Linked DNA regions of Mus musculus: region 2 is linked to region 1. The links are chromatin loops, found by intact Hi-C in ENCODE. Cell type or tissue: left cerebral cortex. All regions are shown on one strand. Links, peaks and the distances in the headings refer to the core of each region. The heading gives the core; the rest is flanking DNA.

Region 1 (15,789 bases), core at 5,325-13,324:
AAAGACTACGTTCCTGGTTTTTTTTTTTTAATAGCTTTTTCTAAAGAATATGCTAAGAGGTGCATTAATCTATCGGTATAACAATACACCAGTCACAATCAGTTTAACAAAGTGTCCATTTATCAGAATGATACTCAAAGTTCTCCCTACTGCCTGCCCTCTATCTATGCAGAGGTTCTCAGAGCAATAATGCTGCCAGGCATAGCTCATTCCTATGCTGCTCATGCCGCTAACACAATGGGCACACTTCGCCAGGCCCTTCCTTCTTGTGCCTTACTAGGTTGATAGCTCCGTATGACTGATGATGGCGTCTCTTCTCTAGTAGCATGCATAGCACCTTCCAGCACCACGCAGGCTAGCCAGGAGGGATGAAATCTCCAGGTCAGCGCCAGCTTGATTTCTCTGTTATCTATGACTCACACATGTGGCATCTTCAGCAATAGGATCATATTGTCAAGTTCTGGAGGGTAACCAAGGGCTCAGGCACTAAACTTTGATGTCTGGGAATCTTGGGTTCTTGCTTCCTGGTATCTCCAAAAAGTAACTGATTTCTGGCTGTGGGAATTGTACTGGTTTTATAGTAGTGGCATTATTGACCCATTGTAGGATGACTCCATTTTTCAACCCCCTCTCTGACATCACATACACACACACACACACACACACACACACACACACACACACACGCTGTTCTCTCTTTGAGTCCTTACATATTACAGACACACATACACACCCTTGCATGTTTGTGTCTCCTCTTTGTCACTACTAACAATTGTACTAAACTACCATAAGAATGTGAGTATATGTCCACAAAGGAACTGCACTCACTATGAAAAGAGCTGGAAAACTTAAAAAAAACTTTAAAATTTCTCCTGATTCTTCTTGGTTCCTAAATCATTTTCCCTTCATTTAATATATATTAGCAGATATTCAATGTCAAATCTTTCTGTTGAGTAAGTAGAAAGATTATCAGCTTTGTTAACCTATGTCCTAAGTCCTATAGGTGAGAACAGGAGCCTTTGGTACTTAGACTTTCCCACCAAGCTGATCTGGGATGAAAACATAGAATTTGTAAAGAGAAAAATGAGATTTCTTTTACTCAACAGAAATCAGTTTATCTACAATAAATCAAGAACAGAGGTTCAAAACAAGATTTGCTCTTAAAGTCTTTGATACTGTGATATATTCCTAATTAGTATATGAACTCAATACAGAACTGTAGAACATCAGTCTGTATGAAATTTAGCCCCTTCAGTTTTGTATTCCCTCATAAATGAAAGCTAATATCTATGATAATTTAAGAAATATACTTTAAAGACAAATTTAGTTCTTTTGATTCCTATGTCTTTGAAACTTTAGCAAAACAAGGCACTTATATACAACTTCTGTATCAGTCAGGGTTCTCTAGAGTCACAGAACTTACGGGTTGTCTCTATATAGTAAGGAGATTTGTTGATGACTTACAGTCTAGTCCAACTCCCAAACAATAGTCAGCAGCAGCTGTGAATGGAAGTCCACGGATCTAGCAATTGCTCAGTCCCAGAAGGCAAGCAGTGAAAAAGAAATAGAATCTACCTTCTTCCAACATCCTTATGTAGGTCTCCAGCAGAAGGTGTGGCCCAGATTAAAGGTGTGTACCACCACACCTAGATCTGGGACTTTCTTTGTCCCAGATGACCTTGAACTCAGAGATCTCCTTGCCATAATCTCCTGGCATTCATAGTCACTATGCCTCAAGATCTCCATGCCAAGATCCAGGTCAGAAACTTGTATCTTCCAGCCTCAAGATCAGGAAGGATCACAGGAGAGCCTTCCAATTCTGGATTGTAGTTCATTCCAGATAGAGTCAATTGGACAACCAGGAATGGCCACTACATTCCACCCTTTGGCAACTTGACACAAATAATATCCCATGTCCACAGGAAACAATAATAAGGTACTGAAGATGCCTAACATGATGTAACTAGTCCTTGTACAATTGCAAATGCATGTGTAAATTTACAATGGGGCAATGTCCCTTGGGAACATTCTTTTAGTATCTCAACTTAAATACCAGTTGATGATAAAGAAATAGTACAAGACCAAATCCCATGGGCTGCTAAGAATCACTACTGTTCCATGAACTCACAATTGCACCCGGTACTTGAGAGATTTCAAAATGACAATCAGAAAATTCAAACTAGTAATACAAGACAAACTTATATTTTATTCTTTTGTTGTTCTTGTTATCTTAAAATTTCTCTACTCCTATTTTACAGAGCTTAATAATGTATTAAATTTTAAAGGTATCAAGTGCTTATAAACTAGCTCAATGTCTGCTCTTCTCAATTTCAAAGCTGAAATTTTACTTTTCTACTATAACCATTCAACAAACTTCATAACAGACAAGAAGTTGTATTTAAAAACTTTACATCCAGAATCTGCAAAAGTCTCTAGCCCATCTAATTGTCTAAAAAACACCGCATAACAAAAACACTGCAAGGAGAGTAATTGTTTCAAAGCAATATTGAAGAAATCTAATTCTACTACATTTTACAGTCTGGTTTCTAAATGATATTGTGGTTGACAACTGAAAAATATATTCAATACATTTTTCATTTAAAAATAATTTACAATCACCTTTGTTCCCATGTCTATTTAAATACTCATATAAGTATGGGTATTTGTGCAAAATGATATATATTGCAAATTTGTACTGATATATATATAATCAGACAAACAATTTATCATGTATGACAATGTCAGGTGTGAATACTTTATTTGATTTTATTTAGGTATTACTAAAATACAATGTAAATTTTCATTAACATGTGGAAATTTTAATAAATACACTAGTCAAACTTCTGCCACTAGAGGAAAAATTCACTTACAAAGACAAAAGCTAAATTTCGGAGCATGGTTTTAGTCATTTCAGGAATTATTGATTCACCCCACTGTCATTGAGCCTCGAGGGGGTGCAATACACTATGGGAAGAAAAATAAGACTAAAATTGCCCTTAATAAAGTGGCATTGCTACTTTCATGTCATTACCTAAGCATGAGAACTAGTGAACTGAAGTTTAGATGATCAATAGCAATGGACATAAATAGTGACATGATTGTATTCCTTATTTAGATGATTTGTTGTATCTGAGGTAAAGAATAATAATGCAAAAAGAAATTCTCTGGAGAACATGGCAACAGAAAGTATCTACAGAAGCAGAAGTCTTGAACTTTGCTATTCAATGCTGAGAAATAGTGTCCATAGTGCAGACAATATTACCACATTTTCTTAGCTATATAGTAGTATATATGAAACAGAATTCATCATGATAGTTCATGCATTGTGTAAAATATTTATTTAGGGCCTTTATTTGCTGATTCTGATATTAAAAGAGGAATTCAAGACTTTGTGAAAATAGCAATTGCTATCTCCCATAGGGTTCTAGACATGGTATACCTGGCATACTACTCAGGCATCAGGAAGGAAACTCAGATTCAATATTAGACAAACATGCTAGATAAGGACTTTGAGACCTCAAAGAGGAGTTTTCTTGAATAATATTAAATTTTCAATATAACACAAGGGTATCATAGAATGCATGGTCTGTTTGTATTCCTACAGCTTTCATATGAGTCTGTTCTGGTCCATTCACCCTGTTGAAAAAAATGTATTGTCTTAGAGATAAGAACTCCTCTGAAATAAACTGAGAGTTAATTATATTACCAGAATAAACAACATCTAAGAGAAGTCGATGGAAAGAGAGGGCTGAAATTAATAAAATGCAAATTTAAAACATCACAAAGAATCAATGAAACAAAAGTTGCCACTTTTAAAAGATTAAGGAAATTGACAATTAGCTAAATTAAAAGTCACAAAAAACAAAAGCTATAAAATTAGATGTTAAAGGGCAAACATTACAAGAGACATTAAAAAAGTCGGAGAAGTAGGACATACTTCAAAAATATATTCCACTAAACTGAAAAAGATCTAAAAGAAATGTATGGATTTCTAGGTATATTTAACATGCAAAAGCTATCAAAATAAAACAAATAATTTTAATAGACTCACTACATCAAATGAAATAGAAGCAGTCATTAAAAAATCTCCCGACTGAAAAATAAATAAATAAACCCTTTGGCCCAGGTGCTTAACATGCAGAATTCCATAAGACCTTCAAAGAAGAACTAACATTAACACTCCTCTAATTATCCCATAAAATAGAAAAGAGACATTTTCTTTTTATGAAGCCAGTATTGCCCTGACTCCAAAACCTGACAAAGACCCAATTCAAAAAATAATATTATAGGCTAATATCTCTGATAAACTCAGACCCCAAATTTCTTTCAAAGTGAAATCAAGAAGAAATAAAAAATATATACCCTTGATCAAGTTGACTCAACCCCCAAAAATTTAATCATGGTCCAATATATATAAATCAATAAATATACCACATAAATATACTCGATGACTAAACTTACATGATCATCTCATTAGATACAGGAAAGCCATTGACTCTTCATAGTAAAAGTCTTGAGGAGAATGTGGATATGGTAGCACATCTCAATATAATAAAGGCAATGTACAACACGACTACAGCCAACATCATGTTTAGTGGAGAAAAATTCAAAGAATCGCTTCATAAATAAGTAACAAAGGCAAAGATGCCTCTTTTCTCCAGCCCCATTCAGGACAGTACTTTAAGTATTAGCTATAGTAAAAAGAAAACTTATAGAGATGACAGGAATAGAAACAGAAAAGAAAGAAGTGAAAAAAAATCCTCATTTGCAAAAGGTATTATCCTTTACATAAAAGGCTCTAAAAGTTCCACCAGAAAATTCCTACAGCTGATAAACACATACATCAAACTGTCAGGATATAAAATTCATATGTAAAATTCAGTTCCTTTTCTATATAATAATGATAGGCATTATAAGAAAGAAGTCAGAAAATAGTCATACTATTATGAAAAAAATAAGGTGTTTTGAAATATATTTAACTGTAGAAGTGAAAACTTGTAAAATAAAAACTCAAAGAAACAGAAAAAGATATTGATGAAGACAGATGAAAAGTCGACCCACAATCATAGTGGGTACGCATCATATGGTGAAAATGGACATCTTACCAAAAGCAAGCTATAACTCATCACAATTTCAAAGTGTGGCTCCCAGTTGGTTGACCATGTGCCAGTAGATGGCCTCATTCTGGAGAATATTTGGACAGCACAAGTTGGAATGGATGGTTTTAAAACAAAATTAAACTGAGGATCTTGAAGACATAAATTTGAGTAGGCAGGGGATGGGTGGACCTGGAAGTAACTTGGGGTGAATGTGATCAAATTACATCATATGAAATTCTCCAATAATTAATTTAAAGTTAAAAAAATCTTATTGTCCTCTTGGAGATATAATAAATTTCCCAGGAATTACCAAGTTTCTGAAGTTAAATTATTGAGCAGCTAAGCTAGTCATAAAATTTGGAAGGTGTATACTATATTCTGGAGGACAAGACCTAAAAAAGATGATCTTAACAAAGGGAAATTAATATGACATATAAACACAGCACATTCAGTAAAATTATATTCATGTCATATGAAAACCATCCTGAATCTGATGGAACGGAGTTAATTAACTTAAATATAAATAGAGATGTATTTCTGATGAATAATATGCTGATTTCAAAATACAGTGTAAAGAAGTTGTTAACTGGCCAATGCAATGAAGTTTTTATATATGTACATGCATAAAAAAGTAGAGCTAACAGGTATGTAAGTCCTAATATAAAAGGAACTAACTGTGTATGTAAATATCTCATCTATTTGTTATAATGTGTAATTTTTTTTAGTCTTCTAAGTGGTGTGTGTGTGTGTGTGTGTGTGTGTGTGTGTGTGTGTGTGTGTGTGTGTGTGTGTGTGTAGCTAATAGTATATATAAATATTTCATCTATTTGATATGTGTAACTTTTTAGTGTTTTGAGTGGTGTGTGTTCCTCAGATTTCTCTGTAATAATCTTTGTCCTTCCTTTCTTGCTCTCCTCTCAAATCTTTTCTTGTAAACAGTGGTTAATCTGCTTTTTATTACTGAATGGATTTTCTTTCCATTGTTTATGTATCAGAATCATCTAGTTGGCAGTCTTTTCTGTGTAAGGCTTCAGTGCCGTGGCTTCGTTGGTCAGTTGGCCTATGAACTGGTACTCTGATCCTGAGTCTCCTCGCACAGTGAGGATGAGGTCGTCCTCCCCGTTTGCTTTTGTTACACATAAAGCTGCGATGGACATTCCTGGATGTCCATATTCATCTCTTATGGCAATATGGAAGAGTACATATCTGAGTCACAGAGCATGTATTCCTCTAGTTTTTTAAGGAATCACTAAGATATTTTCCAAGTGATTATAGAAGCTTGTAGTTTTACCAGAAGCAGATGAGAATCAAATGTTATACTTCTATGTACAAGGTGGCAGCCAGAGATTTCATTGTGACATTTTATTAAGTAGAAAATGGTACTTCACTTTAAAACAATATATATTTCCTTAATTACTAATGTTTGAGGATTATTATACAATCCAGGTAATAACTTTCTTTTTGATAGTGTTACTGTTCATAGTTTATCTCTTTTTTATTTGACTACTTTATTATTATTGAGATTTGAAACCTTCTCAAGTAATTATATTATGTTTATTTCATACACACACACATATCATATACTCTCTCTACTTGTAGATAACACCCTTAGCAGTTTTTAGTGTAGAACTGTGCTTGTAAGTGTCTGCATTGAAACAACTTAATGCGTGATGGTATTTGGGAATTAGGAATAAACAAATGTCCTGGATTAGCTGTGCAAAACTTCCCTGTGGCCTCACTTTAACACGACACTCTTATCTTGCAGTTTCTTCTTATATGAATGCCTGAGCGTGTTCCTACATCTGAGTCATTCTTTATATGACATTGTGTAAGACACCCAGCCCATGCCAAGTTTTAGTCTTGAGAGAGGAAATAGTCACTGTGCCAAGGGAAAGCACACAGCAGAAGATGTAGCCAGGAAACTGCAGCAACATTTTCTCCACTGGAGCTGTCCTACTGAGATGGTCTCCCATCCATCCATCCTCATTGTAAACATGCTGTGGTCCTGGCTGGCAGCACGCACTTTTTAATATTCCTGCAGATTAGCTTTGCTTCCTCGGGAAACAGTCTTTACTTCAACCTGTGTTTAAGGCTATTGCAGAGGAAAGCCCTTGGGTTCCCACAGGCTTACATACACAGTATGCATACAAAATGACACTCCTTCTGCTCGTTTCCTATATATGGTTGGTTGCTGCTATAAGATCATGTTGGCAGTTTTATTTTTAGCAATTACTCCTCTAAAGGAGGATAGCTTACATATGGTTTTAAACTGTTCACAGAAAAAAATTCAGCTCTAATATGAATTCAAAATGAAATGAAACAAGTTAATCCAAGTTCACGATTAGTGAAGGAAAAAGGAGCCCCCAGCTGTGCCAGCATTTCCCATATGTGTCTTCTTGGGGGAAAGAATCATCTATGTAATATAGGGGAAGTCAGGAAAATGAACTCTCTGGCAACAATTACGTTTTTGTAAATCACAGATACTATTCCAGTGTCTCTCCTCTGCATAACTGAATATCATTAAACTACCAGTGCTATTAAGGTCTCACTCTCCCTCATTTCTTAATATATTTCCAGTCTCAAGCATAAAACAATTAAAGTGCATCAGCTATTCTATAGCTCTTTTATTTTTCTGAGTGAGTTCTCCCAAAACTAGCTCTGAGATCTAGCCATATAACTCTGCAGTTAGAGTTGGTGCTGCCTCCTTTACCCCAAAGATTTGAATATCCATGTTTATCAAATAAGGAAAATATTTTGGTTGTGTAAAAAGTTTGTCAAGTTATAAATTTCAAGGAAAAGGAAGATTTAAATGAGATATGCAGGATAATTATATATGCATATTTTATTTTCTTTGTTTATCCACTCTGAAAATAATTCTTTTGGTACTTTTCAATGAGTTGACAGGTTATAGATATTTCAGCTATCCCAGGCCTTATCCAAATGAAGTTGTAATTACCACAATATGTTGAAATAATCTAACTCTAAGCCTTTGAGTTTGCTGAGAACGGAAGCATTTTCCAGAGTGAAGAATGTCTCCAACAGTCAGAATAGGAATTATCTTTGAATTAGTCATATCTGCTCACTTATGATAGGCTAATACAGTTACCATTATATGTGAGCAGGATTTTACTTACATAGAAATAACACAGTGTGGATTCAAGAAAAAATATATTCAATATTTTGGAACAACCCAGTAACAGAATTATAAGTAGTTAAAAATATATTCACTCAACCCTACGTAAAGTGCTCCAGGCAACCAAGGAATGCTGAGAGCAGGAGAAATAGGTTTTCCCCAGGGAAGAGCACACCAAACTGGTTATCTGCTGGGGACAGCATACAATGACAGGAACTGCCAGAAGTAGGTCTGGATGGAGACACCTCAGATGCCCGCACTGCCTGGCAGTCCCTGTCATTGTCCACTGTCCCCAGCAGTTATCCAGTACCAAAGGGTCACCCCGGAAAACATAATACAAGCACTGTACAGACTGAGGAGGTTGTGTACACACACACATGCATGCATTTAACAACAATGATAAATGACAAAAGAGGACATGGATTTAAAAGAGAGCAAGGAGGTGTATAAAAGAGGTTTGGAGGGAGAGGGAATGTAATCACATTCAAATCTCAAAAAGAAAAAAATTCCCATTGGAAGGAAAGTGTCATGTGGAACACAATTATAGAAAAGTTGCTGTAGGGTTTGCATGCTGAGAACTGCATGGACTCAGGGCTGAATTCTGTGGGTTGACATGAAGAATACCCAACAACACGGTAAGCACATAATATATATGATTATATGATAGTAGTCATCTTGCTCATCAAATATACTGTGCTCTCACACCCAAACACTCACACTCACGTCTTTTAAAGCTTCGTTCAAATACTGGTCATACTTTTTGTTCAGTCTGTCTAAAGCAATGTGAAATGGTGAATTTTAAGTCATCAGCATACCCTGTGCCTAATAGGCTCAAATCTAGACACACCATGGTGAGAAGAAATCCATCAACTTAATACAAAAACAAACTGGAGGAGGAAAAAAATAACCATCAGGGAATAGTAACATATTATGCTACAAACCATAAGATAGAAGACCCCAAATCTGTAGGAAAACTAAAATACTCTGGTGTTCTGCTCTTTAGGGTCAGGGTTTGTATGTTGTTAGGGTATCCAGCATGCTAGGCAAGTAGTCCACCACTGAGTCACAGTTACAGCCCCACTGTTTAAGGATATCGTTCTCCAAGAATATGATGTGTAAGCTAGAAATAAAAGAAGCTAAAGGCTTATGTAAGAGGAAAGAACAACTAAGAAGCCACAACTGCTGTGGGGGAAATTTACCAGAATAAAAATAACTGTAGCATAAAGTACAATCTAAAGAAGAAAGAGATGATGTTACCGTGAAACACTAATGCTTGATCCAAGATTACTGAAAGTTAATAGCTTTTACAAAGTTTTAGTTCTTGTTTTGGATTTTTAGAGGGTTTCACATGGTTTTAAATGGTTTGTTACCATTTCTTTTTAGGGGGTGTCTAAAAATAGATATGAATATAAATGTTATCTAAACAGATTTTATTTTTTCCTCAAAAAAAAAAAAGAGAGAGAGAGAGAAGCAACCATTTATTGGCTTTTGGGGTGCAGGTTACACCCTGTGTTAAGGTATCGCCATGAAACCAAACTAAACAGAAAAGGGCAATGATACAGACATTTGGGAGGAAAACATCCTTTGCTCTGTAGAAAGATCATAACAGTTTCATAACAGATTATGAAAAATCATAATCATGAGCAGAAAACTAAGTCCCTATGTAAGTGAGGCAGGAGTAACTTAAGAGAACAGCTCAGAGTCATATGGGGGTCCACAGAGTTGGGATAAGACTTGGTGCAGGAGTGTAACTGCCAGCTTTCCCAACTGCATATATGCTCCCTGGAGAAACTACTCAGAGACCTCTTCTGTGTGAATCCATGCTGTCTTAGTCAAGGTTTCTATTCCTGCACAAACATCATGACCAAGAAACAAGTTGGGGAGGAATGGGTTTATTCGGCTTACTCTTTCATACTGCTGTTCATCACCAAAGGAAGTCAGGACTGGAACTCAAGCAGGTCAGAAAGCAGCAGCTGATGCAGAGGCCATGGAGGGATGTTCTTTACTGGCTTGCCTCCTCTGGCTTGCTCAGCCTGCTCTCTTATAGAATCCAAGACAGCCAGCCCAGAGATGGTCCCACCCACAAGGGGCCCTTCCCCCTTGATCACTAATTGAGAAAATGCCTTAGAGTTGTATCTCATGGAGGCATTTCCTCAACTGAAGCTCCTTTCTCTGTGGTAACTCCAGCTGTGTCAAGTTGACACAAAACTAGCCAGTACACATGCTTAGTCCAATAATCATTTCTACAAGCTCATAGCTCAATTAACCCGCTTAAGGTAGTCTAAGTCATGCCGCATGCCTGGTTATCTAGTCCTCAGATTACGGTGTCCAGGAGAATCTCCCCTTGTCTCACCCAACCCCAGAATTCCTCTCTTTGTGCCAGATATCCCATCTTCTAACCCTGCTTTAGCTCATTGGACAGTCAACATTTTCTTGACAGGTGAATGCTTTTACATAGTGTACAAGAGATTATCTCTACAAAAGTGCAAAACTACATTGGCATACCCTTTAAATGAAGATAAAAGACTAGCAGTGAATATGCTTATTCCTTTCTCGCTCTAATTTAGTTTTGGAGAAATAACATGTGGTCATAAAATGCTCTTTCTTAGGCAAAAAGTTTGAGATTGAAATTAAAAGTGTATACCTTTTAACAAACACAAATACTTCCTCCATTGGGTAAAACTTTAATATCTGTTTTTCTTTTGCCCAATAAGAAAATCAGTTGGCAAATGTTATATTTTTAAAAACTTTACAATTATATTATATAAACATAAATAAAAATTAAACAAGGCATTAAGTAAAGGGTGCATGTTGAACTCTTATTTGAATCAATTACTTCCCTTTGTTAATAAATGGTCATACTAAAAGAAGAAAAAGGAGGAGTGGGAAGACAAGGGGTGGGGGGAAGAGGGGGCAGCAGCAGCCTATTGGCTGTTTAACAGAAAATAAATTAGAGGAGGTAAAATGAAAATCTATACATTGGGGGATCATTTCATTAGAAAAACAAGGACATCAGCATCAACACTCCACAAAATTGCCTGTTCATCAAGCTGTGCTGGGATAACTTGATAATCAAGTGACAATAAAGAACTCATACATCACAAAATCTAGGTAAATGTGAAGCAAAAACAAAAACAAAACAGAAATTTAAAAAACTACCCTCAATATAAGACGTAGGTCTTAGATGAAATTATGGATCTAATAGCAATGGACTTGTACTTTTACAGAAATGTTTCATAGATGTAACAATGAGGAAAAGATAGGTTCGGCATTGTCAAAATATTAACCTTAGGAATGAATTGAAACCTCATTGATGAAGAACGATGTTGCTCTAGCAGAAGCACCTGCATCTAATCTACAACTGCAGTTCCAGTGGGACCTCATCCATCCATCATCTGCTTGTCAGGATGTAAAAGATACCCTCACACAGATACCTGAATATGCAAAAATGTTATTTTTTAGAAAAAGAATTAATAAATTAAACACTTTTTTCAAAGGTGACCACTAAGAAACTGGAGTGAGAGGCAGCTGTGTCAGTGTACTATGTAATCTAGGTTCCTCTAACCCTGCTTCATAATGCAAGGGATCAAAACCCTACAATTAAACACACAGTATCATCCAATAGACACAGAAATTTGTATTCGTATATTTATTCATTTCATTTTCTTCTGCTTAAAATATTGCTTCCTGTATTCTCTGAAAGGCTGCTTTGGTAGTCTTGAATGTTTTTAGCCTGTTTATATCATGGAAAGTAAAACAACCATGTATAGTAAAGGAACAAATTTGAAGAGCCAAACTTATCATTACTCTATATGCTACCAATTTTTGCTGTTTATACTTTTATTATCAGCAACAGAATGCCAGCACAACCTTGGGATTGCTTTGATTACTTCTGTATTCTCAAAGCCTCACAGAATGTTTAACAGAGTCATCACTCAGTAAATAGATAATGATTGTGTGAATAAAATGGATTTAAAGCAAGATTTGAAGAAATAATGAGAGGGTGTAGCAGAATTCAGGAATGTCTCTAATCCTTAGATGCAAGCCAATTAGCGATACATTAAGTAAGTAAAATACATGTATATGAGACACAGAGCAATGAGTTTCAGAAAGCTAAGGAAACCCATAAGATCTTAAGAGTAAGCAGACATATTCATGATGACAATGACTTCAGTGTGAGTGCTGTCTTCAGGACAGCAATGGCAACTCAGAACAGTGAACACAGCCTATTAAGCTAGAACACTGTGAGCGACTCTGCCTTGGTACCTCTCCCCCATCAGAATGTTCTTCTTTCTCTTTCTCTTTCTTTTTCTTTTCCTTTTCTTTTTTCTTTTTTCTTTCTTTTTTCTTTTTCTTTTTCTTTCTTTTCCTTTCTTTTTTTTTCTTTATTTTTTCTTGTCTGAGTTAGAATTTTATTGCTGAGATTTTGCTGACAGGACCCTGATGTCTCTTGTGAGGCTATGCCAGTGCCTGGCAAACACAGAAGTGGATGCTCACAGTCATCTATTGGATGGAAATAGGGCCCCCAATGGAGGAGCTAGAGAAAGCACCAAAGGAGCTGAAGGGGTCTGCAACCCTATAGGAGAAACAATAATATGAACTAACCAGTAGCCCCAGAGCACATGTCTCTAGCTGCATATGTAGCAGAAGATGGCCTGGTTGGCTGTCATTGGAAGGAGAGGCCCTTGGTCTTGCAAACTTTATATGCCCCAGTACAGGGGAATGCCAGGGCCAGGAAGCAGGAGTAGGTGGTTTGGGGAGCAGGGCAGGGGGAGGGTATAGGGGACTTTTGGGATAGCATTTGAAATGTAAATGATGAAAGTATCTAATAAAAAATTGTTTAAAACTAAAAAAAAAAAAAAAAAAAAAAAAGAATTTTATTGCTGTGAAGCGACACTATGACCAGAGCAACTCTTTTTTGACTTACTTTTTTCTTTTTATGAATTTTTTTATTAGATATTTTCTTTAGTTACATTTCAAATGTCATCCCCTTTCCTGGTTTCCAGTGTGAAAACCCCCTATACCCCACCCCCTACCCCTGCTCACCAACCTACCCACTCCAGCTTCCTGCCTCGGCACTCCCCTCTACTGGGGCATAGAACTTTTACAGGACGAAAGGCCTCTCCTCCCATTGATGAACAACTAGGCCATCCTCTGCTACTTATGTAGCTAGAGCCATGAGTCCCACAATGTGTTTTCTTTGGTTGGTGGTTTAGTCCTAGGGAGCTCTGGAGGTACTGGTTAGTTCATATTGTTGTTCCTCCTATTGGGCTGCAAACTCCTTCAGCTCCTTGGGTACTTTCACTAGCTCCTTCACTGGGGATTGGGAACCCTATGCTCCACCCAGTGGATGGTGTGAGCCTTTTCTAAGTTCTTCTCAAGCTCTGCTTGGGCTTCATTCCTCCCATGTGAGCAGTGTGAGGATGTCAGAGGAGGCTGTCCACGCGCTGGAATCTCCAGGATGGAGAACTCGACTAAGATGAGAAGATAATATGGAGTAGAAAGAGATAGAGCTCCATTTGGTTTTGCTATGGTTAGGGTAGGATAAACAAAGGCCTTTTTTTTTTTTTTTTTTTTTTTTTGTAAAATATGTGCTTGAGAAATACAAAGATAACTTTTCAGTCAAACAAACAAACAAAAATAGCAGCATGCCACCAGCAGACTTTGCAAAAAGAAATCTAAGACCACCAATGCAAAGTAGTCTCAAAAAATGACCTATTGTAAAGGAAGGAAAAAGACACAGAAGGCAGTGGAAGGAAGTGTGCATAAACCTAGACAAATGCCAACTCCATTAAACACCTGGGCAGCAGAATCTTCCAGTGCCAAAAAGTGTCATTACACATTTCAGATCGGATGACTGAACCTGGATCCTTCTATTTTCCTGGAAAAAGATTAAGTGAGACATTCACTGCAGAATCTCACAAGTTTAATATTTACATTTAAATTCCTACAACCATCTAAAGCAGATATGCATGTGTTCTACCATAAGAGAAGGGAAAAATAGAAAAAGATAAATTAATCAAATGTAAGAAAGAAAAAGAGGAGAGAGAGAGAGAGACCAAAAGTGGGTGACAAATGAAATGTGAACCCATTAGTGGTTATATCACACATAAATAGACTAATGATGTAATAAAAGCAAACTATTGTCAGGCTACAGTTTTAAACCCCTCTTTTTACAATTTAAAAATGAGAGAACAGAAAAGTTGAAAGCACAAGGATTAAAATTAAGCGAATTCTAAAGGAAAGAGGAGAGTGTTGTGCATTTTGATCAAAAAACAAGCCAAATAAATAAAGGCCTTTAGCATAAAAAGTAGTTCCTAGTTCTGCCTGGGCAGAACTGCTATCTCAGGGGAAGGCAATCTTGTCATCTATCAGTCAGTTAGTTCTCTTTCAGTGCCTGCTTTTCCTTGCTGAGCCCACAGTGTGTCTCTTCTTTCTTGGTCTCCTAAGTAAAGAAAGTGCTTCATCCTTTTCCTTTTGGTTTATCGACTTTTATGAAGAGCTGGAGGCTTTAATTACATGGATAATTGCAGCTGCCTTCTAATTTATTAGAAGACGATGTCATCTTGAAAAAAAATGAATCATCTTAGAGAGAGCATTTTAAAGAATTAAGACAGGAGTCAGGTACCTTGACTATTTAGTTTTCAGCTTGGAATTTTCAAAAAACAAAGAAGAAAACCATACTAATTAATTTTAAAAACACATGACAGATTGAATTAAAGTCTTCTCTTTATACAATAGTAACAGATCCGGTAAGTCATTAAGAATTGCCCTTAAACCGGATTTCCACTTTCCTTTTTCATGCCTTCCTCTGAATGCTATTTCTGACTTATTGTTGCAACTATACGAAAAGTTTCCAAAGTAACCTTAAATAATTTAAGGTATAAAATTCAGTCTCTCAAAGACAAATAGTTTGCCTCCCATTCTCCCCCAAGTCACACAGTGTTGAGCCATTTGTGATATGAGGTTCAGCCAAACAGTGAGCCCTTAGCCCAAACTAATTATGGGCAGGCAGCTGGCAATTTGACATGGAGAGACAGGCTGACAGTTTTCCTCAAACATCAAGCACACCCTGCATCTCTGGTGCCAAGCTGGATTTGACATTTAATTAAAAAAAACTATCTTAACATAGGTCCACACAAAAAAACTAGGCTGCTGCAGCAAAATCAATTCTGTCTTATTTAAAGCTGAAAAAGCTTGATGCCCCAAAGGCAGAATTTTTATATGAAAAATATCACTGTTCTACCTCGGGAATTCTGAGTATTAAAAATGATGCATTTTGACTAGCTTAGGATATTGGACTTTCTCGGGAGCACAGATATTAACTGTTTATTAAAGACATTGAACCATTACAAATTTTAGAGATCCAGTGCTATAATAAAACAGCATTTTGAACAAAAGTATCCCTCATCCTTCCCCACACCTTATGGCTCTGTATTCATGTCAGCTCACATACACAAGGGTTCTCATGGTTCTATATGTACAAAGTGTATTTATGCACACAGACATGCATAGAATTCTGTATCTGTCTGTGCACATCCACAATTGTGTTCATGG
Region 2 (15,789 bases), core at 3,919-11,918, 320 kb after region 1:
TGAACAACAGCCTAACACCCTTCTGTGTACAAAGACCTTTGCATCGTCTTATCTGGAGACCTTATTTCTTAGTCTCTGGGTCTGTCCCCTCATAGAACGTGCTAAGCTCATGATAGTAATGTATTCAATGATGTATAGAAAGTCTGTTCTTCCTCAAAGGGATAAAGGAAACAGATGTCTTTCTTTATGCAGGGCTCCCTCGGGGAATTACATAACTTGAAGAAAGGGGCTGAAAGAAGTGGCAAGAAGGGCTATACACCCGGAAGCATAAATACAGAGTGAAATTTTATGTGGTGCTCTCCTGGAGGTTGTGTGCACTGTTGGAGAAGGAGAGGCAAGCATTCTGCCATTCAGAATGACTTTTCCAAATACAATTTTTAAGTAGATAATTCCAGATGTATTTTTAGTACATTTAGTTAAAACCCAAGTGCTGATTTTTGCTTAGAAAGAGACATGCAGGCATTTCAACATTCTTCCCTAACAGCAGTGTCAAAGATTTTATCCTACCTCTAAACTGTAGGAGGTAGAGTTTAAGGTGAAGTAAAATCAAGTCTTGTAAAAATATGTAAGAAATGAGGGGAGAAAGATTGAAAAATATCAAAGAACTGTGTTAAAATATACAATTACTTGCATTTACATTGAAAATGTCTTCAAAGTCATTAAAACAAGTCTAATCCTGCTGCCTTTGGGATCAACTTTTTTGTGTGCTTTCTGTGAGAAACTAGCTTGAGTTTGTATCGACTTTGACCACTCGGGTCTCCCCGAGACACTCACCTTCAGCTATGTTGCTCCTTGACATGGGATACTCATTTGCTCATACATGCCTTGGTCACTTCTTGTCACTGTCACTTCCTGGAATCCAGCCAATTTTATGTCCCAAGGTTATATCTTCTATGGCAGGGTCCTGGTTCTAACTAGCTGACTTTTTTTTATTATTCTCTATGACTCTGTATCTTCCTGCTGTGTGGACATCTAAATATAATTATCACTGCTACTGTTAGCTACCAAATCACATTGTGAGCATGGAAATTCTTCCCATAATTATAAACTTCTTCTTTTCCTGACTATCCTAAATTGTTTATTGGATACGGATTTTACAAATATCACGTGTATTAGTGGTAACGGTGGAGCTGGAGAGTATTGAGCCTTCTCTGGGCTGCACGGCGAGAACCAACTGTGTAGTGGAACTTGTAGCCCTTTCTGAGGCCAGGCTCTTTCAGCCAGCAGATGTCAACCCATGTATTTCTCTGTGCTTGTAGACTGGTTTGGTGATCCAGTGGGTGTCAGGATTTCTTCTGATAGCTTTATGGAACTGATCAATGAGGATAACCTCGAAATATTTATATGTGGAATCTTCACCAACCCAGTAGAGATTCGGGACTCTCAAAGCCCTTCAATGGCGCCCAGCTCTCTCCTCAGCAACAGGCTAAAGGCTTTGGGCAAATGTCAGCTGGTTAACACCATGGTTGACAGGCTTGCTGTAAGTTGCATCCCTAGGAACCCGGCGCTGGCAACCACCGTGGTGGATATAAATCCTGTAAATGACATAACCTTGCTTAGCCTTGTATCCCAGACTTTGCGCTTTATCAGGCCGGGTGGGTCAGGGAGCCCTGTGCAGCGCAGAGTGCTGGTGGTGTTGTCAGCAGAGGACACTCAGAAGAAAGCACATCACGTCGGGCTGCTTCTTCATAGCTCCTGGATGTATTTGTATGCACCCATCTTGGCTTGCCTAATGGCTGCCACCAGAGGAAAGAAAGAAGCCTTTCTCCCACAATCCCTTTTGTGGCTCCTCCCCTCCCCTCAGCCACCCTCCTATAACTATGAACTTCTAATACGGGTTTGTGGCCTAAAAAACGTGAGTGCACAAATTGGCAGATTGATGAAACTATAAAGCGGACTGTTTAAAACCCAAAAGGTGCATATACACCCTGAACAGCACCTCAAGTTGGAAGAGGATCAATATTGGTTTATACAAAGAGTTTAAGAAATATAACCTGAACACCCTTTAAGACTCTATTTTATCACCTAAGCAGTCACCCAAACACACCCACATATAAGCCTTCTGTTCCTGTTCCCACTTACCACAAAATATTATGCTTTCAAACTTCTGCTCCATAGCACTCAAAGCTTTTACGGGTTGCAAATCTACCTTTGCCACGTGTCTCTCAGGCTCCATCAAGAAGGTGCCTCACTGCTATGATTCCCAAGGGAGCTTTCCTCAAGGCCTCAACAAGATACCGTCTCCAAGGAGCCCAGATCCTCTGATTACTGGCAAGATCACCTGCCCCTGTGTCTGTCGGGGCTCATCCGGAACCTCTATTTGAACCTGCAGCTTCTCAAGCAAACACATAGAAATCTTAGCCTCCCTCCGTGGTTGTCTGCATGTCTGCAAAGATCTGTGTGCCAACCTCTTCTCTAATCCTGCGACAAGAATTACCACGATTTCTTGTAAATAGATGACTGATTGGTCCTGACAAAACAGAGCCAAAGTAATTTGAATTCTCCCTAGGATCATCAAACATTTGTTCTGGTTACAAAGTTATTACCCTGATGTAATAATTTCAGAATCTTTCCCTCCTACCCTGAAGAAATCACCTCTAGGCCCATTTCGTACAGTCTTTTTCTGAGAGGAGAGAGAGAGAGAGAGAGAGAGAGAGAGAGAGAGAGAGAGAGAGAGCCCAACAGCAACATTTAGGACAAATCTTTGCTATTCACCTTCTAGAAATTCAGAAGACATACTTACATGGCAATACAGAGTATAACTTGTTTATAAATGAGAGGATAGCGTAGATAAGACACACAGAGAGTCAAAATATATATAATAAAGGAGAAAATATAGGTTGCCATGTTTCTAAAAAATTGCTATCTCTTTTGTCATCGGCAACAAGTAACTACGTAATGAGTGTGGCATCAGTTGAATCAGACAGTGACAGATTTCTCCAGTGAACACACTACTATAACCCAGCTGCTCAATGACAGCACTCCACTTTGGAACATCAGCCACTTATGAATAGGCTTACTCCAAGAAACAAGTCTCTAAGAGCCAGTCTGTCAAGCACACTTACCTAAGCAACTGTGTTTCTATCTATGTGACATCAGTCCACCGCTCAAGCACCAGCTCCCAGACTCAGTATTTCCTAATGACCATTTATGAATCAACTGCTTGTTCTGCTCACAAAGGTAGTAATTAACTAATGTAACACTCTGCCACTCAGTTAAGCAAAAGTCCCACCCATGCATATTTCAAGGTACTAAATGGTGCTATTATCCTTCACTATCACCAAACTTGAATAGGTACCATTGGCTGGAAGCACTATCCCCCCCCCCAAAAAATTAAATATTGGTGGTAATTACTAACAGACAACTTTTAGCTTAATATCAACCCAATGTGCGAAGAGCAGTTATTCCTATTTCCAACAACAAATTTACAAATTTATATTTATTATTGTTGTTATGGCTATTTATTGTGTGAGTGTGCACAATGTTTGCATAGGGGAGGGTGTATATGTCATGGAACGCATACACAGATCTGAGAACAACCTTGCGGAATCCATTCTCACCTTAGGACCAAGTAGGTCACCAAGCTTGAGCAGCAAGTATCTTGACCTGCTGAGCTGACACCATGGCCTCCATCAGTGATTCCAACATCTTAGTTTCACAAGCTTTATGGACCTAAACATTCTTAGCCTTCCATTTATACCTGTGATATAGATACAGTGTCTTTTAGTGCTAATATAATTGTTACATTAAGTAATAATGGCTTTACAGATTACAAAGCATTAATATTGGTAAAATATCCATTAACAATTTACATAGCCCTATCCATTCTGGAAATCAAAAAAGGGACAGAGAAAAGAAAAGAGGGAAGCACATATGCACACTCACATACACACACACATACACACACACTCACACATACACACACACTCACACATACACACACACACATACACACACACACACACACACACACACACACACACACACCTCTTCCTCCTTCTTGGCCCTGCACTGGCTTTTGTTCTTCTCATTCATACCCCAAATACAACAAATGTCAGGAGTTTCTGGCAACTTCTCCCAGACTCATTCTTATTCTAATGTAAGTATTTGAGTATGTTTTTACAAGTGTACAAGTTTATTTCTATTTTATTCCTATTCTGTGTCTAACTTTTTTTTTTCATCAGCAATTGACCCAAAGTTTCCTTCTATAACAATAAATGGACTCGCTTTGTTGTTAATGTTTCTGTGTTTGGGATGTAATAGTCTGTTCTACCTCTGAGGTTTTGATCACATAGATAAAATTAGCTTAGAGGCAGTATAATCATTGAATACCCTTATCTATTACTCCTTACAGTAATTATGTAATATTTGTGTTAAATCATTATAATTTGTTATTTTTCTAACTTGGGTGTGGTAGTGCACACCCATAACCAAGCACTAGGAAAACGGAGACAGGATCTGGAATGCCAGTTCAGGCTAAGATATATATAGTAAAACACTTCTCCCCAAACCACTACTTTTTTAAAAGATATTTTTAGCTACGAACTGAAAGGAGAGTGTTTTGCTTTGTCTGTTGAGCACAATAATAGTGTCCAAGACACTGCCAGTCACGGGTTCCAACCCAGTTAATGATACAGGTATACATTCCACCTTTTGGGGTGGGCTTTAAGTTCAGCCCAAAATTGGTTGGTTGTTTCAATAACATTAATGCCATTACTGTACCAGTGGACCTATTTTGCCAGGTCAGTTATTATTGCAGCTCAACAGGATTCATAGCTAATTATGACAGTTGATGAGTTTTCAACCCTGGTATAATGCACAGAAACTTCTAAGCCTATAAAAGTTTTGGAACAGGCTTGATTTTCATCATGTCTCATGACTCGTGTGTGTGCTATCTTTAGCAATAGGGTCTTATCACCAAGTTCTGAAGGGTAGCAAAAAGAAACAGCAATAGCCTATGATGTTTGTAGAAGTATCTATGGAACCCAGTTGATCACAATGCAAAAATAGGTGACTAATATATACCACTGGGCTTCTTATTCCATAGGCTTTGAGGAGACATTTGCCACATTGTAGGATAATTTCACTTAAACCTCTCTTATTAATGCGTATGTATATATTTTAGGAAGTTTCTATAGTAGGATTCCTATGGTGTTTCCAAAGGTCTTTAGTGTTATTCTTCCCCAGCCTCCTGAGAGAATCTATAAAGATGGGAAGGAAAGTGGTGGAGGGGACTTGCAGGAAGACATGGACAGGAAGGAATAGAAAACAGATTTTATTAAAACATTATATGTATATGTAAATATTAAATAAATTGGCTTTTTATCACTTTAGACAAAAATAATATTTCTGCATATTAATTTAATTTAATTAACTCATATACAATGGAGATCCTGTATAATGAGTGAGATTTATGTTTGCAGAATATCTCACCCCTCCTCATAATTTTATCAAGCATATGAGTACTTGTAGAACTTGACTTTATAATTTCTGAAAGTATATTATATGTGTAATTTATGATAGAATTGAACTAAGCACTTGAGGTCATAAATGAAACAAACTGTAAAATTGAAAATGTATAGGAAAAAAAATCACTCTTCAAACTCAACATGCATTTGAAATAAACTCTTTCACTATCATTTGAAAACAGTCGCCTTTACTCCTGTATCTCCATGCTCATAACCACAAGGCAAAACTCAAAAGGATATGTTTTGTTCTGGTTGTTCACTGCCCTGCAAATATATACTGCTTCCATTCAAATGTAAGCCTTGGAGCCCTGATAAGACCTAGCATCAGGAATAAGAAGAAATTCTTAAGTAATTTTTTTTAACCTTCTCAAGAAGATGTGAAACTGTTTGTGATACAGGAAGTAAACATTTTCCCCCTCTGTAGGTGGCCGATTTAAGTTGGGCTTTTAGATGGCCTTGGGTTAAAATAAAATAGAGGGAAAAGAATATGCTATAGATTTTAATTACTCCTTTGCCAACCACACCATGAACAGGAACTATAAAAGTTTATCATCTGATAAATGTTCCCTTCTCCTGAAGTGTAAACCCAGCTCTAACAGCCATTGTGTTCTAAGCTATTGACTTCAAACTGCTCGAAAGGGAAGAAAGTGCAGGCAGAGGTGCCAGGCTCCGCAGATGCTGCACCTTCAAAATCTCAGCAGCTTCCCTTTGGGGATCAGGCAGCCTCAAGTGACTGCCAGTGTCCCGCAGAACACAGAGTGAAAACATCCGAAATGCCCCCGCTCAATGCTGTGTGAAACAGTGTCGATGTCCTCTCTTCAAGAACAAGTCTAAAACTCTGAAAACTGCCATGAGACTGGGGACATAAGCAGATGTGAATTTTTGTTTGTATTACATCAGTTAGAATAAACAACTCTGTTCTTTCCCGTGTGTGTGTGTGTGTGTGTGTGTGTGTGTGTGTGTGTGTGTGTGTGTGTTTATATGATGTAAATGTATATATATGATGAGTTCATCTACATTCATTCTAAGTAAGAATACATACTTGGGAACTTATGTGTCAACATTTAGAACTCATTCACTCATCCACAAACTTTTTGAAAGCCTCGTGATTCTTTTAGGCTTCAGCAAGGGAGAAAAGAGGAGAGGAGGTTTGAGAGAGGGTCCCTGAAGGAGATGGATACTACAGATCTGATAGCATGGCTCTGAAATAAAGCTACAGCCTCATCCCCCATCATAAACAAAACAAAGTGTCTTTTAATTTCTCTGAAAAGAAGTAGAGAGCAGGGAGGCTGTGTAGTTCAGGAATGTAGGGAACGGTCTCTCCATGGTACCGAGTTAGGTTTGAAAGAACCTATTTGCCCTGTGATCTGGGCTGGAAGGGCCGGTACCTGGGAAAGCTGGGACACAGTTTAAGCTAAATATTGAAATGGAGACTTTTGAAGAATAATGGCCCTGGTTAATATGTATCATGTAGGATGCAAAGGGGTGGTAAATAGGTGATCTGTGAAATGTGATGGTAGTTGGGCTGCCTCTAACCCCAGGGGACAGGGAAGGCAGTATTACCTAAAATGCATCCCTCCCTCCCTTTGTAACATCCATGCGAGGCAGAGCAACACCAACAACAAGAATTGTGCATGCTGTGTGAAAGCAAAACAAAGCAGTACTCACACAAAGATTTGATTCCATATTGCTAGTTGATACTCAACCAATTCATATACAGGTAAATGTATGCTAAATAAACATTAATAATAACACCATCCATAACTGCTCATATTTATTGAGTGCAATCATGTTAAATAAGATGTTTATGTGTATTCTAGTATAATTTCCACAGAAAACTATATAATTCTTCAATATCATTCATCAAGTCCTATGGTGGATCTTCTAATACTTCTGGACACTCAAGCAGTCATGGAAACAATTCCCCTTTCCTTTCTCAGATGAGATAATTTCAGCAGAGAATCATAGATTTCCCTACAGTTGTTCCTAGTAACTTGTTATTACAATCTACCGCCCATGTAGACAGAGCAGGACCACCGCTACTGTAGCAGTTCCTGAAAGGTGGGAGTACGTGAGAATCTCTACACTGTACTTTACTGATTGCTGGACCTTTTGTCGTCATCATCATTGTCATCGTCAGACAATGGTCCAGTGATTGCCTACTGAAATGAGCCGACAGAGATGGAACACCACAGTCACCCCCTCTCTCATTGTCTTTGGTGTTATAGCTCTTGTATCTGACGTTACAGAAACCAAGGGTACCAACTGCCTGCTCAGAGGCATACATCCCAGCTCTGATGGCTGTTAGTATGAATATACATCATAAAAATTACTATACCCCTTTAAGAAAAAAAAAAATCTCAGGCCAGTCAGAACCATCCGCAAAGCTGAAACAACCATATGAAACAGAAAATGACAAGAAGGCATAGTTAAGGATTTGCCCACATCCTTTCTGAATGTATTAGCATATGACTCAGAGCTTCTGGAAGCTGCAGAGACATTTTCTCCTGGATTCTCTAAATGACTCACCTTTATCACTCAGCCTTGGTTTGTGGCTCTCAAAGTTTAAAGAAATTACTTGCTTGTTGGCTTGCTTGCTTTTCATTAAGTTATTTATTTATTTATTTTACTTATTCACTTTACATCCTGCTCACTGCACCCCTCCCAATCACCCCTCCCTCAATCCTTCACCTATCCCCCCATGTCCTTCTCCTCTGAGGGAGGGAAATGACTTTTTAAGGGGTACTCCAAAGATCAGAAATCCAAGAAGGTATCTCAACGACCAAATGGGAGAGATTTCAAAGCATAGGTATTTAAGGAGGAAGTGTTTGCACATTTTTATTAGTGTTCAAATGAAGCAACCCCATTCAGTATGAAGTTAATGACTGGGGAGGGGGGAAAGTGGTTCAACTATTAAAGAATTTTGGAAGGCCATTGATTTAGTAACAGTGTCATCTGAAAGATTTGTGAAATGAATATGTAAATCCCTTGATACAGATTGCTACTATGCATATTCTTCAAAGTAGTGAGTCATCCAGCCCTACCCAAGGTCTAATTTATAATTCTCACAACAGCTGTAGACTTGAAGTTATATAAACTTATCTGTTAGGGAAAGAGACAGACATACAGAGCTGAAAGAGCGGTGCGAGGAAACCAGTCCCCTTGGGAGATGAAGACATGTGGAGAACATGTTCTATTTTGGGCAGCATGCCTTACAACAAAAATGTTAAGGGTAGGGGTTGGAAAGGTGGGGGGGTGGTTTAAATATTTAACAGCTCTCAGTGAGATTTTGCTTTAACACATAAACATAAATTGTGAAGCTGCGCGGAGATGTAGTGCTATAAATGTTTGCCATCCCTGTGCTGTGGGTAAAAGGCATTCTGTCAGACAGCTCTGTGGAGAACTGTCATAGGAGGGGGCTACGTCGTGGGGACCCACAGGGAGGAGAGGAAGAACTGAGAACTTGGGAAAGTTGCTCGATGTCACAGGAGAGAATCTCAGAGAACAGATGGATATTCAAACCAGCATTTGCATGCATGATTTCATAAAATAATGTCAGGCATAAAATACAGGTAAATGTCTTTCTGAGGAAGCAAAACAAAAACAAAAATCAAAAAACAACCGACCAAACAAGCAAACAAACAAACCTTTTGGAAACCCTGGAACATTAAACTTCAGAATGGCTAAAGCACTGGAAAGTAGAGGCTTAGACAGTGCTCTGAAAAATCAACAGGTTTTCAGTTCACCTATTGAGAAACAGGAGTGTATTGCACCATTGTGTTTTAATCCCTTTCCTGCTTCTGCTATGTTCTCCTTTTATATACTGTCAATAATCAGACCGATTCCAGTGTGTAAAACTGTCCTTTTTCTTTGCTGTTATAATCATTGCATTGTTACCTCCCTTCCCTTCCCACCCTCCAAACCCTCTCATATATACCCTCTTGCTATCTTTTAAATTCATGACCTCTTTTTCTTTAATTGTTATGATGCAAGTGTGAAAGTAAGAGTGTGTGTGTGTGTGTGTGTGTGTGTGTGTGTGTGTGTGTGTGTGCTTGCGCGCGTCTAAACATACAAATAAATCCTCCTTGGTCTGTATAGTATTACTTGTATGTATGCTTTCAGTTAACCATGTGGTACTGGATAACTATTTAGATCTCTGCCCTGAGGAAGACTATTCTCCTACTGTTAGCATTCCTTAGTTACCTGTAGTTCTGTGTATAGAGTTGAAGTCTCTTGAGCATTTTCTCTTCCATGTTAGCATGTATATGGGTGTCTTCTTTGCTCAGGTCATGTTTAGGCAGTCATGCTGGTGAGGTTTCATGGGTGTAGCTTCTTTGACATCATTAGGAGACACAACAAACTTCCATCATTTCTCTGTATGTCTCTGTCAACTTTTGGTTCTACTAGCTAATCTCCAGCCCATATTTCTAGTTCAAATTCATTGTCTGATTTCCCCAGCTAATCTTGGTTTAAGCCAGTGGTTCTCAACCTTCCTAATGCTGTGACCATTTAATAAGGTTCCTCATTGTGGTGATCCCCAATCATAAAATTATTTAATTACTATTCCATAATGGTAGCTTTGCTACTGCTGTGAATCATAATGCAAATATCTGATAAGCAGGATATCCAATATGCAACCCCTGTAAAAGGGTCCTTCGACCTGAAAGGGGTCTCAATCCACAGGTTGAGAATTGCTAGCTTAAACAGTATCCACACATCAGAACTCAGTCTGTTTGAGCTGAGTTCCTAAGTATCCCTCTTAAGGAAGGTAGCTCTCTTTGAGATATGAGAAACTCATGTAGCACAGACCATGGTCACTGTTTTATTCTGCCAGTACTGAGACTTTTTGGGCACCATGGACAAAGCAGTTTTTCTGAAATGAATGGAAGAAAAGGAACGTACACACTGGGGAAAGTCTGGTACAGATATCATGTACCAAATCATAGCTAGAGCAGGGAAGGAGGTCCTAAGAACACTTTCTCAAATAATGCTGATTTGTTGAAGAACCTGTTTTAAATGATGCTATACCTCTTGGGCTGATAAGACTCATCACAAACAAAAAAGACTATCTAATGAAATTTCCAATACTAAGTATGAGAAACTATCTTTTTTGAGTTGTTGCTTAGGGGAGTTCAAGGGGCTCCCAAACTAATATAGACTATTGCTATTACCATTTGTCTCTAAGAAGTTGAAATCTCTATTGCTGAAGATAACATGGACTTCAGACCCAGGACTAGGAGAATTTGAGCAGGATCTAACTCCAAAGCCTCTCTCCTGGGTCCTAGCTTTCATATTACCAGGAGATAACATCAAATTAGCAAGCTGACAATGGAAGGAAGCTATCAGTAGACCTACCCAGTCATAAAATCTAAGAACCAGGACAAGCAAGCGCCAGTGTGGCAAGATAGGTCTCCAAGTGCAATAGTGGCACACAACCTTTGGCAATAACCAACAACTCTCTAAAAGAACCTAACGCCTACTCAATGAAAAGAAAATCATACCAGGTAGCACAAATCCAGCCAACCACCTGTGGTCAATGAGTCATGAATCTTAGAAAAGATCATACTATAGCCACTTTCATAAATGAGTATAATTCCTAATAGCGTTTTATATATTTCTCTTTATAGTCATAGATTAAAAGTATCTCACCCCTCATCCTTTTTCAGCTCCTTTTTCAGTGTACAGAAACCATTTCAGGAATTCATGATAGGCCAAAATGCCCCAGCTGATACACCTATAACACAATCCCTACATCTATGGCTCATGAACAATTAAGGAAGAGGAAGCACACAAATTATAAAACTGAAGGACCAGGCATTAAACTTTTAAGTGTCTTTAATACATGACAGGGAAGCTACACCCAGTGAATTTCAGTAATATGGATATCTAAACAAGACCTGAACAAAGACAACACCAGCTAACATGACAAAGTATATAGGGAAACTCTCTTAAGGTCCTACCCTAGATAAGGAGCTCCAGGCCATTAATAACTGCCAAGGGATGAGCCCCATAACTGGTTTTTCAAATGGTCAGCCCTAAACACGAATACATATAAGCAAGACTAGCTAGACTGAGCAAGTTGTATTTATATATATAGTCGTGTGTGGGTGTGTGTGTGTGTGTGTGTGTGTGTGTGTGAGAGAGAGAGAGAGAGAGAGAGAGAGAGAGAGAGAGAGAGAGAGAGAGACAGTAGTAGTTAAAGAAAATGTAGCTATTAATCTAAAGGATTCAGTCATGAGAGGAATTAAGAGGAGAGATGGTAAGCTATATAATGTTTTAGTTAAAAATTAAAAGATATTTTTGAGAAAAGAAGTAGTGCTGAGTTGAAGAATGTTATCATAAAGTCAATGTCGTTTGCATAGTCTCAGAAAAAAATAAATGACAGAAAAGAGTAGACTAACACTGTGCCATTTGAATGCTAAGAAACAACTACATTCCTGCCAATACTTTATCTTTCGCATGTGCACATAGCTCTATTAGCAGTGCCTCATTAAGTTAGCAGCTCCTCACTCAGACTCACATCAGGTCCACGTTAAATAAGAAAACCATGAAATCCATTTCACATCAAAACGTCATATCTGCAATAAAGCAAGATGGTAACAACAACAAAAAATTAGTTTATGCAATTTCAAATATAAAGTCATGTGATACAGAAAAGGTAAACACTTAAATAATGAGTTAATATCCAAACAGACAAATTATTTTTTAACTCAAATCAAGTTTATTACTACTTATGGAAGAAATTGCATTTGTTTCTTAATATTCAATTTCCCTTTTCTTCTATAAAAATACAGTATTAGGAAAAACATGATGCTAGTAAGCTGACGTTACAGCTAGTGCGGTTTTGTACCAACACAATTAGTCAATGACTTATAAAGAGAAATGCTGGGTCCAGATTACAATCACTGTCCTTATCAGAAAAATGAATGCCCTTCTCCCTGACCTTCATCTTTACTGTCTGCAAACGTAACAGCCATATCTGACATCAGGCACATGACTAGAGATCCTAACACCATTCTTGGATTTGAAGATCAGCTCACAGTAGCTAACCAGACTCATGGAACCCAGAAAAGCTATAATACTCAGCATAGATTATTACATATGAAAGGAAACAGACTTAATTAACAAAGAAATGAGACAGACAGGATATCGTCCAGGAGCTGGGGGTAATTTGATCATAGGGCTTCTCTTTCATGACCCGATCACTTCCCTAAGATGCCACAACCTAATACCAATGTCTTGGCCAAGCTAATCAAGGCAACTGCAAAGAACGGATTGAGGGACTGAGGAACAGACAGACAGAGGGAAATGTAGAGGAGTTCTCTGAGAAACTGAACAAAGAGTTTTGTATTTCCACAAAGAAAAAAGTCAAGAAAAAAATTAATTCTTCCCTAATGAGTGGAAGAGCAAGGATTAGTAGTGACCATGAGATGCATCTGGCTAACCCTGTCCAAGTCAATATGGCAGAGGTGGGGCCATTTTTGCTTTCATTGTTAGAACCCAGCAGCTTCTTATATTAGCAGATTGACATGACCCAGATTATCTGTGTGCCCCATTCACCCTGGATTCATGTTTCTGTAACCTTGTCTACAATTTCTCCCATTTAATGCATTACTATATAGAACAGGCTTTAATTTTTGAAGGGTCATTTATTGTTTATCTATTGACAATAAGCATCTGCTCTGAGTACCTGAGATTACTATCTTTATAATTAATGCCAATTATTTAATGTTATCATGAAAAAGGCTATCTTGATTTCTTTTTCATATGGTTGGGTATTAATGTACATATGTAGTATTGACTTTTATACATCAATTTTGCAACACAAACTCACCTACTAGTTTTTTTTTAATAAATTAGGTATTTTTCTCGTTTACATTTTCAATGCTATCCCAAAGATCCCCCATACCCACCCCCTCCAATCCCCTACCCACCCACTCCCCCTTTTTGGCCCTGGCGTTCCCCTGTACTGGGGCATATAAAGTTTGCAAGTCCAATGGGCCTCTCTTTGCAGTGATGACCGACTAGGCCATCTTTTGATACATATGCAGCTAGAGACAAGAGCTCCGGGGTACTGGTTAGTTTATATTGTTGTTCCACCTATAGGGTTGCAGTTCCCTTTAGCTCCTTGGGTAATTTCTCTAGCTCCTCCGTTGGGGGCCGTGTGTCCCATCCAATAGCTGACTGTGAGCATCCACTTCTGTGTTTGCTAGGCCCCGGCATAGTCTCACAACAGACAGCTATATCTGGGTTCTTTCAGCAAAATCTTGCTAGTGTGTGCAATGGTGTCAGCATTTGGAAGCTGATTATGGGATGGATCCCTGCATATGGCAATCACTAGATGGTCCATCCTTTCGTCACAGCTCCAAATTTTGTCTCTGTAACTCCTTCCATGGGTGTTTTGTTCCCATTTCTAAGAAAGGGTAAAGTGTCCACACTTTGGTCTTTGTTCTTCTTAAATTTCATGCGTTTGGCAAGTTGTATCTTATATCTTGGGTATCCTATGTTTCTGGGCTAATATCCACTTATCAGTACATATTGTGCGAGTTCCTTTGTAGTTGGGTTACCTCACTCAGGATGATACCCTCCAGGTCCATCCATTTGCCTAGGAATTTCATAAATTCATTCTTTTTAATAGCTGAGTAGTACTCCATTGTGTAAATGTATCACATTTTCCGTATCCATTCCTCTGTTGAGGGGCATCTGGGTTCTTTCCAGCCTCTGGCTATTATAAACAAGGCTGCTATGAACATAGTGGAGCATGTGTCCTTCTTACCGGTTGGGACATCTTCTGGATATATGCCCAGGAGAGGTATTGCAGGATCCTCCGGTAGTACTATGTCCAATTTTCTGAGGAACCGCCAGACTGATTTCCAGAGTTCACCTACTAGTTTTAATAAAACTTTGGTGGCATTTTTTTTTTTAGAAAAAGACGTCAACAAATAAGATGTACCATCTCTAAGCAGAGGCAATTTTGTTTCTACCTTTCTGGTTTAAATATTGTAAAGTTTTCTTTTAGTTATTCACTTGCTCTGGCTAGACCTTCCAGTAATACGTTAAAAAGAAGAACTGAAAATAGATACCTGTAGTAGTCATCTTTTCACTGCAAATTACCTATGGTACACCTAAGTTTACAAAAAAAGAGAGTTTGCTAAGTTCCTAGTATTTTAATTTCACACACATGACAACTGCTTTGGTTCAGTTCTGTCAAGAAGCCCTCTGACTGCATCACATCTTGATGGGAGTATTTGACGAAGGAAGCAGTCATTTAGGAAACAGAAGCACTTTGTTGTATGGCTGCCAATTATGATAACTCATCAAAGGAACCCATCAATCTCTTCTGAATGCAAATCCCCAAGGCCTTCCCATGAATCCTACTTCTTAAAGGTACCAGAGCACCATGCAGTACCAGCACTCTGGTATTAAACACATAAATCATCATCAGAAGACGAAACTATATCAAACCTCCAGGAGCTAAAGAGATGTGTTAGCCATTAAGAGGACATAATGTTTTTGAAGATAGCCTAACATTAGTTACCAGTTCCTATATGGTACAGGTCACAACTACCTGTAACTCCAGGTATAGGAGACCTATCAGCTGATTCTAGCCTCCATGGGTACCTGCACTCATGTGCACAAACCCACATACAGACATAAAGGCAAATACATAATTAAAAATAAAAATATAACTATATAAAAGCCCCAGCATATCAATGCATTGTTTCTCATCTTAGAGGAAAATCCATTCAGTTTTTATTACCGAGAATGATGTGAAACAGGCTTATCATGAATTAATATTTATTTTGTAGAGTATTGTACATCCTAGCTCTAATTTGTTGACAGTTTTATCTATTAGAATGTTGTTTTATCAAATACTTATTCTACAGGTATTGAAATCATAATATGATATTTATTCTTCACTCTATTATTAAGATATGCATTTCCTACTGCATAGTTCAAATTATTCTCTTATTCTGAGGCTTGTCTCATCTAGCCATGAAGGATGATCTTTTTAATATCTCTGGAATTTTGTTTGTTAATACATTGTTAAGAATCTTTTTTATCTGTTTCTGAGCAACAAAGGGAACAAGAGTGCTGCCTATAGCCTAGGAAAGTAATCACAAGCCATGTGTCTATGCATATGAGGAAGCGTCAGAGACTGCCCTTACAGCTCAATTGCAAAGAGATCAGTGACTAATTAAAAATGGGCAAATTAACTAAATAAATGGGTTTCCAAAGATGAAATTTGAGCAACCAATAGGCTTATGGAAAAGTGTTCCCCACAGATCTTCAGGGACTGATGAGATTTAATCTTTTATCA

Evidence for each region. Peaks named below come from ENCODE experiments on the same cell type or tissue, not always from the same donor. Only the 100,000 strongest peaks of a DNase experiment are listed, where the experiment ranks them.
Region 2: it touches region 1 in a loop (2.0-fold over the local background); 3 of 42 quality-filtered maps call a loop at or near these places.

What each region holds. Positions count from the first base shown.
Region 1 is chr3:124,067,631-124,083,419 of GRCm38, reverse strand. No RefSeq gene overlaps it. Among named protein-coding and RNA genes, the nearest start is that of Gm40144, 68 kb to the right of the region's middle. In left cerebral cortex, for the core only: no CTCF peak of the experiment used is centred there; DNase peaks (open chromatin) are centred at 7,005, 7,192, 8,875 and 9,350; H3K27ac peaks cover 955 bases.
Region 2 is chr3:123,747,259-123,763,047 of GRCm38, reverse strand. It overlaps the pseudogene Gm15400. Among named protein-coding and RNA genes, the nearest start is that of Gm24456, 12 kb to the right of the region's middle. In left cerebral cortex, for the core only: no CTCF peak of the experiment used is centred there; DNase peaks (open chromatin) are centred at 7,943 and 8,635; H3K27ac peaks cover 2,012 bases.